Regions from separate parts of the Mus musculus genome. Here region 1 is linked to region 2. The links are chromatin contacts, found by Hi-C or POLR2A ChIA-PET in ENCODE. All regions are on one chromosome and are shown on one strand. Each heading gives the region's core, a stretch centred on a gene start or an enhancer-like site at or near the end of the contact. The rest is flanking DNA. Distances are from core to core; before and after follow the strand shown. Region 1 holds the start of Stk16 (serine/threonine kinase 16). Region 2 holds the start of Zfand2b (zinc finger, AN1 type domain 2B).

The links. Hi-C counts contacts between places; a loop is a spot of excess contacts on that map. ChIA-PET counts read pairs that join two places held with the same protein, here RNA polymerase II (POLR2A).
Region 1: a loop to region 2 is called in a map of heart, with 3 times the contacts of the local background. The contact joins the promoter of Stk16 here to the promoter of Zfand2b in region 2. A Hi-C loop is called at or near these places in 2 of 37 maps with a recorded cell type or tissue (both heart). POLR2A ChIA-PET finds 5 or more read pairs at or near these places in 4 of 5 experiments (Patski and embryonic stem cell).

What each region holds. Positions count from the first base shown.
Region 1 is chr1:75,209,408-75,213,304 of GRCm38, forward strand. Stk16 (serine/threonine kinase 16) reads left to right here and starts at 1,422. Exons shown (of 8, transcript NM_011494.5): 1 at 1,422-1,645; 2 at 1,833-2,007; 3 at 2,518-2,737; 4 at 3,193-3,326; 5 at 3,479-3,599; 6 at 3,726-3,821. The coding sequence starts at 1,922. Glb1l (galactosidase, beta 1-like) reads right to left here and starts at 1,348. Exons shown (of 17, transcript NM_029010.2): 1 at 1,184-1,348; 2 at 1-96. The coding sequence starts at 33.
Region 2 is chr1:75,167,053-75,170,656 of GRCm38, forward strand. It overlaps Zfand2b (zinc finger, AN1 type domain 2B), which reads left to right and starts at 1,594. Exons shown (of 10, transcript NM_001159905.1): 1 at 1,594-1,655; 2 at 1,779-1,854; 3 at 2,133-2,227; 4 at 2,448-2,579; 5 at 2,713-2,864; 6 at 3,315-3,407; 7 at 3,487-3,547. The coding sequence starts at 1,800.

The DNA of each region.
Region 1 (3,897 bases), core at 172-2,671, 42 kb after region 2:
CCGCAGCAGCAGGGAAGGCAGGTCGGGTGGCATCTTCTGAGCTTACAAAGTTCTTCTATTCGGTGAGGGCTTTCCCACCCGTCACGTGTTGGATTCCTGGGAGGGAATCCGACATCAAGCAAAGGGGCGGAGACCACCTCAACTTTTCAGGCCGTTAACCCGGACTTTGCCTGTAGCCATCCACGGTCCACTAGTTTGTAAAATATTACTTCTCGAAGTGCTGAACCCGAATCAGTTCCATTAGCATCACCTGGGAGCTTGTTAGAAACGCAGAATCTCGGGTCCTACCCCAGACCTCTAGAATTAGAGTCTGTGCTTTAACAAACCTGCTCTTCTAAACTGAACTCTCGGAGGGCTGACAGGGTGTCTTAAATCTTCATGACTAGCAAAGGATCCGGCACATATCAGGTTAAATCTATATGCACGGGAGCAGTAAGGTTAAAACGGATTCAGAAACAGTGGAAAAACCTAGAAAATCTTCAGAGTGATCATGCTGTGGAAAGGGGTTACAAGAAGCCTGTCCTGGTCACTATCTTTTTTGGAGGTACACCCCTTTCCAATATATTCTGCCTGTCTAGGCAAGAGATGTGAAACAAACTGCATAGTTCATAGGCTTAGAAGTCTAATTTTCCACTTCTCCTGCCTTCACAGCCGTAGAAAATACTATTATTTCTGTTTATTGACACACATTGATATACGGCTGTTTCCAAAGTTGTACGAAAGACAACTCATTTAATTTTGAAACAACCCATGAAATAACTCTCATTCTCATCTTACACACGAGGAAAATGAAGGTTAGAAATAACAAGTAGCTGTCCAAAGTCACAACTAGCTCAGTAGAGCTGGGATTGGAACTAGTCAGTTTGGCCTCATAACTCACGACACTTAGCCGTAGGTACTGTCTTACAGCTGGGAAAAGTGAGGATCTGAAAGACTAAATAACTTGCAGGAGGCCACACAGCTAGGAGACTGTTAGGACCAGGTTTAGAAACGGGCACTCTAGTTTAAGGACACAGACACTAGCCAAGGCAGTGGAGTACAGGCTAGACCCCTGAGAGTGTTAAGGGGTCAGACCTCTTGGCATCTAAGGGTCAGCACCCGCCCTTCTCTGGTCCCTCCTCCAAGCTAGATTGTAGAAAGCCACTTTCTAACTCCAGCGCGCGGGAGCTATAAGACCTCCTACCTCTGACATTGGGAGACAGAGGTCCTAGGGGCCTCGGGCAGAGCCCTGCTTTGCTCCCCTTTGGTACTAGTCCCTGCGTCTTGACCCTTACTGAGGGCCAAGTGGGAACCCTCGGCGAGATAGAGAAACCAATACACCCCAGGTCTAGCCGGGCCCCAGCCTCTCACTTCCGGGTCCCCACATCCTCTTGCCGCCTCTTGTTGCTAGGATACAGCGGGCCGTTACTTCGACGCGGACTGATGATGTCATCCGGGCTTCCGGTCCCTGGCCCTTCGCACAGGCCGGAGACCGGTCGGTGTGGAGTTTGTAGTGGCAGACCCTGTGCTCGTTCCCGAGCGACGGAGGGTGGACTCGGCCAGAGGTGGGCTCGAGCCCCGCACCTCCTGCGCCGCCACCCCATGCCTGACGGGTGCGAGAGCTGGACCTGGCCGAAGGTGGGCCGGGGTTGAAAGAAGCGGCCTGGTAAGACGCAGCGTGGCCTGAGGCTTTGGGGTGCCAGAACTCAGCCTTCTTAGCGCTGGAGTCGCCAGGGCCAGTTTTCTTTAGACGTGAATATGGGTTCTTGGAGGTGAGCCTGAGCTCTCCTGGTTGGTACCTCCGTGGCTGTCTAGATTGTTCTTGAACCCGCGACTTGCTGTTTCCATTCCAGCATGACCCGCCGGGACCCCACCGCATCGCCTGGAAGAGCCCACTCTCCCTGGAAGGAAGACCATCCCTGAAGAGGATGACTGAGACGTTATGGGCCACGCACTGTGTGTCTGCTCCCGGGGAACTGTCATCATTGACAATAAGCGTTACCTCTTCGTCCAGAAATTGGGGGAAGGGTGAGTGTTTGGACGTCACTTAGCTAGACCCAGGTCGTTTAGAGACAGTGATAGAGTTGCAAGAGTGTTAGCCTTAGAGTCTACCCCACCTGACCGGTTAGCTGAACGGGTCAAGAAGTGGATTCTAGACTCTGGCCTCCTGGATCTACCTTGTGTGACCTTAAGTCAACTGTGGTTTCTTCTGCTTAAAAGGAGATGATTATAATGTCTCGCTGAGGGACTTGTGGAAACTCAGTGAGATAGTATATTCTTTAAAGCATGTCACCCAGTGCCTGACTCATGAGGACTTGAAATTAATTGAACACATTATGCTCAGACCAAAACCTCAGTGATTTCTGTGCCCCTGCTCTCGGGAAACGCAGATCCTAATGTCTTGAAACTATATGAGAGCTACATCTTGGGAGTGTTTCCACTCTGTGTAAGAGGCACTCCTCCCTAAGGGAATTCCTCTGGGTCCGAGCTATGTGAGAGATGACCATGGTCCTTCACTGTGACCCCTTTGGCCCACAGTGGATTCAGCTATGTGGACCTAGTGGAGGGCTTGCATGATGGACACTTCTACGCCCTGAAGCGGATCCTGTGCCATGAGCAGCAAGACCAGGAAGAAGCCCAACGAGAGGCAGAGATGCATCGCCTCTTCCAGCATCCCAACATCCTTCGCCTCATGGCTTACTCTCTGAAAGAACGAGGTGCTAAGCATGAAGCCTGGCTGCTGCTGCCCTTCTTCAAGGTCAGAGAAGCCTGTACTTACAGAGGGGATTGTAACATTGTGCAACCCCACCAGAGGCTCTGGGCAGGCAAACATAAACATTCTAGGAGCACATGCCCTGGTTTGGCCTTTTGTTTGTTTGTTTGTTTATTTGAGACAGGGTTTCTCTGTATAGCCCTAGCTGTCCTGGAACTCACTCTGTAGACCAGGCTGGCCTCGAACTCAGAAATCCGCCTGCTTCTGCCTCCCAAGTGCTGGGATTAAAGGCATGCGCCACCACTGCCTGGCTAGTTTTGGCCATTCTTAAGTTGGGGCTCAGAGGACTATAGGGTCCCCTGTGAACTTGACATCACACAAAGCCCCCAAAGGATCAGGAAGAGTGGCTATGGTAAAAGGGTGGGCAGACAGATACAAAATAGAGTCCTGGGAAGTAGAGGCTTGAAAAATGTCTCAGCACAGGGAAACTTGTATTGTAGAAAGGTACACTGTGGAATGAGATAGAAAGGCTGAAGGACCAAGGCAGCTTCCTGACTGAAGACCAGATCCTGCCGCTGTTGCTGGGTATCAGCAGAGGCCTTGAGGCTATTCATGCCAAAGGTTATGCACACAGGTCAGTGGGCGGGCCCTATGCATTTGATGAAGCCAGTGGGGAGGGAGCGCAGTGCCAAGAGAATTGGGGTTTCTCTGCACTTTCCATGGTGCTCCCTGGGATACCAGCTTCCCTGCCCAGGGCGCCTTTGGGTCATTTTCACTTCCCTCCAGGGACCTGAAGCCCACCAATATTTTGCTTGGTGATGAGGGGCAGCCAGTTTTAATGGACTTGGGTTCTATGAATCAAGCATGCATTCAAGTGGAGGGCTCTCGCCAGGCACTAGCTCTTCAGGTAAGAGAGTCTCCTGGTTTCTTTGGCCATCTCCTCCCCATCCCCAGATCATTCTGATGCATGCACCAATTTGGTCACATGATATGGCTTGTGCTCCACTTTTGAGCTCTGGGGACACTGTTCCAGGACTGGGCAGCTCAGCGGTGCACCATCTCCTACCGGGCACCTGAACTTTTTTCTGTGCAAAGCCACTGTGTCATCGATGAGCGGACTGATGTCTGGGTGAGGAGCTTGTGGGTGGGAACCTGGGTGGGGAAGGGTGTGGCTTTGTAACTCTTGGAGTACAGGGAAGGAGACC
Region 2 (3,604 bases), core at 344-2,843:
TGTGGTCACATGTGTGGGGAGGTGTGGACATGTATTTGTGTGTATTTGCATGTGTGTGGTCACATGTGTGGGGAGGTGTGGACATGTATTTGTGTGTATTTGCATGTGTGTGGTCACATGTGTGGGGAGGTGTGGACATGCATTTGTGTGTACCCTGAGGCTTGTGGCTGATGCTGGGAATCAATCTGGCAGGTTGAGGTTGCTCTTCCTCTTTATTCATTGAGACTAGGCCTCTCAGTCGAACCCAGAGTTTGCTGATATAACACAACCAACAAGCACATGAGTGTGGCAGGCATGTAAGTCGGCAGATGACCCAAGTCAAGGTGTTTGGGTACAGTTAGAGCTGAGAACAGGGCTTCTGCCTGAGGTAGCCAGGAAAGACTGTCTTAATTTCTACCGGTCTTAGAGTGAAAATCAAAGGAAGAGGAGGGGAAAGTTGAGAGGCAGAAACTGGTTTTTTGTTTGTTTGTTTGTTTACTTCACCTGATTACTTGTTTCCACGTCTAGACCTACGGGAAGGTAGAGTGACTACCAATTCCAAGTAGGAGAAGCTGTGTGAGAAGCAAAATGTGCTGAGCCAGGAAGGTCTCAGTCTGTGGTTCCTAAAGGTGTACACCAGTTTAATGACTGCCACTCTTCAAAAAACATTCCAGAACCCCTGAGAATGTGCTAGGCTAGTGTTTTTCAAGTTGAGACATACTAGAAATGTGTTACCATTCCTTCTGGAGCTCCCCTCTGAGTCAGAAGTCCTAGGACCCAGGCATCTGTTTAAAATAGCTATGTAGTGAGTTTCACCTGAGACTGTTGTACTTTAGGTATTATGTGCCAGGCAGGGCCCAGTATGAAACAGGTAGAGCTGATCCTTGACTCTTTGATATATTTTAATTTTATCATTGAAGGGAAGGGTGTGCAGTTCTCTTGGGTTTTTCGTCTTCTCTCCTTTCACTATGGATGTCTCTTTTCACCAGGTAGTCCCCTTTGTGTGGCCGATGCCTCTCTCTCTCTCTCTCTCCCTCCCTCCCTCACCCCCGAGCCTGGGTGTCTCTATGTAGTCTTGGCTGTCCTAGAATTCGATATGTAGACCATGCTGATGTCGAACTCACAAAGATTCACCTGCATCTGCTTTCTGAGTGTTGGGAGTAAAGGCTTGAGACACTGTGCCAGGTTGGTGAACAGCTGATTTCAATGAGGTGACGTGTAAACTGGGATGGAGGGGAGGAGAAGACAGAGCAGGTGTGCTCAGATCATACCGACAAGGGCTAGGGATGTCTTAGAGGGTGAACATCAACACTAAAACCTGGAGAGGAATCTGCACCACTGAGAAACACTGTAACTCCTCACAGAAAAGAGGTAGCCTCGGTCTGGAGAAATGGCTAGAGAAAAGTAAGGTAGTGACGAAGTGAGCAGGCTAAAGGCCGAACTGCTTCCAAACCACCCTTGTCCACCGACACGTCCATCTTTGCCTTCACTGGTTGGTTCTGAAAAAACTCTTCTAAGCTTTACACCCGCTCCCGGGCGTGGCTCAACTCTTCTGGGACTCTCCGCCTGCAATCTACTGTTGCCCGGGATGGACCCGCCCAACGTGATGACGTCAGAGCGCGCGAGCCCTCGGGAGGAGGAGTAGGGGCTGCGGGCCGGCGGACGCTCAGGCTTCGGTAACCTGTGCTGGGCGGGGGAGAGGAAGGGGCGGGGCGGGGAGCCCCCCGGAGTTGCTGTGTTGCGGACGGGGCCCGGAGCGGGAGTCCTTGGCACGCTCAGCTCTCGTTTCTTCCCCGCAGCAGGCCCCGCACGGCCAGGCGATGGAGTTTCCGGACCTCGGGGCTCACTGTTCCGAGCCGAGCTGTCAGCGCTTGGGTGAGGGGCGGAGCACGCGGGAGGCGGGGCCGGACGGCTGGGGCTGGGGACTGCAGGTAGGGCCAGGAGGGTGAGCACTGGAGCTGGAAAGGCCAGGAGGGCGGGGCTCGAAGTTGTGGGCGGAGACTAGGGGCGTGGCCAAATTGATCGTGTACTGTGAAAGAGGTACAGTGTGTTGCAAATAGGGCAGAGTTTTTCCTACCTGAGTAGCAGCTTTGCGCAAGAGGAAAGGACATCTAAGTTTCCTTTGAACCCGCAATCTGACCCATTCTCTGTAGATTTTTTGCCACTCAAGTGCGATGCCTGCTCGGGCATCTTCTGCGCAGACCATGTGGCCTACGCCCAGCATCACTGTGGATCAGCTTACCAAAAGGTGAGGGGGCGATCGTGAGGGTGGCAGGGGTTGGTGTATGGAGAGGAGAGCGGGTGCAGATGCTTTCAGGATCTGTCTATTTTATGTTTTCCCCTCTTAGTTATTGTGTTTCTAAGCCCAGCACTGGGTAACTTTGTTTTTTGTGTATTTGTGAGTGGTATATCCGGGTTCTTTAAGAGATTGCTTGGCTCTCATACTGACTCCTGACCCTTGACTATAGGATATCCAGGTACCTGTGTGCCCTCTCTGTAATGTGCCTGTGCCGGTGGCCAGAGGAGAGCCTCCTGACCGTGCTGTGGGAGAGCACATTGACAGAGACTGTCGTTCTGACCCAGCACAGCAAAAACGCAAGGTAAATAAATAATGGAGGGGTTAGTGAGACAACCCAGCGTAGTATACGGACATCTGCAAACCCAAAAGGCTAGCTCCATGGGGGCCAGAGGAGAAGATGAGTTTCCTAAATAACAAACCCTGTTTCATCTCAGATCTTCACCAATAAGTGTGAACGTTCTGGCTGCCGGCAGCGGGAGATGATGAAACTGACTTGTGATCGCTGTGGCCGAAACTTCTGCATCAAGCACCGTCATCCCCTGGACCATGAATGCTCTGGGGAAGGTCATCAGACCAGCAGGGCAGGGTAATTACCACCAAATAGCCAACTTGCTTTGCTTCAGCCATGTCTTCCTTGACCAAGGCAGTCTTTATGCTTTTTGCTCCATTTTGCTTGCAGTGCTGTGGACTGAAACTAGGCAAGCAAGCACTCTGCCCCTGAGGTACTGCCTTGGCCCTTTTGTTGTTTTGAGAGGTTTCACTTCTTAGCCCAGGCTGGCTTCAAACTTGTGGCAGTCCTCCTGCCTCAGACCCTCCAGTGCTGAAATTACAGCATACATTACTTCCAGCTCCCTTTATTCCTTGGAGACAAGAGTCCACAAAGTTGCCCCGGCTGTCATTGAACTCACTGTGCCCTGTACAATTTTCAGTTTTTCAGTCTGAACTTTCCAGGTAGCTGAAATTACTGACTACCCTCCTGACACCCAAAGCCTGTGCTGGAAGATTTATTAGAATGGTTTTCTTTTCTTCCCTTCAGGCTTGCTGCTATTTCTAGAGCACAAGGTCTGGCTTCTACAAGCACCGCCCCCAGTCCAAGCCGGACCTTGCCTTCATCATCCTCCCCAAGCAGGTAGGCCTACCCATTTCTCCTCTCCCCATTTTAACCCCTTCACACTTCTGACCACAGCCTGTTTTAATGTCTTCCATAGAGCTACACCCCAGCTTCCAACCAGGACAGCCTCTCCTGTTATTGCTTTGCAGAATGGCTTGGTGAGTTGGGGAAAGGTTGGATAGACTGAAGTAATTCTACACAGACTAAAGTCCAGG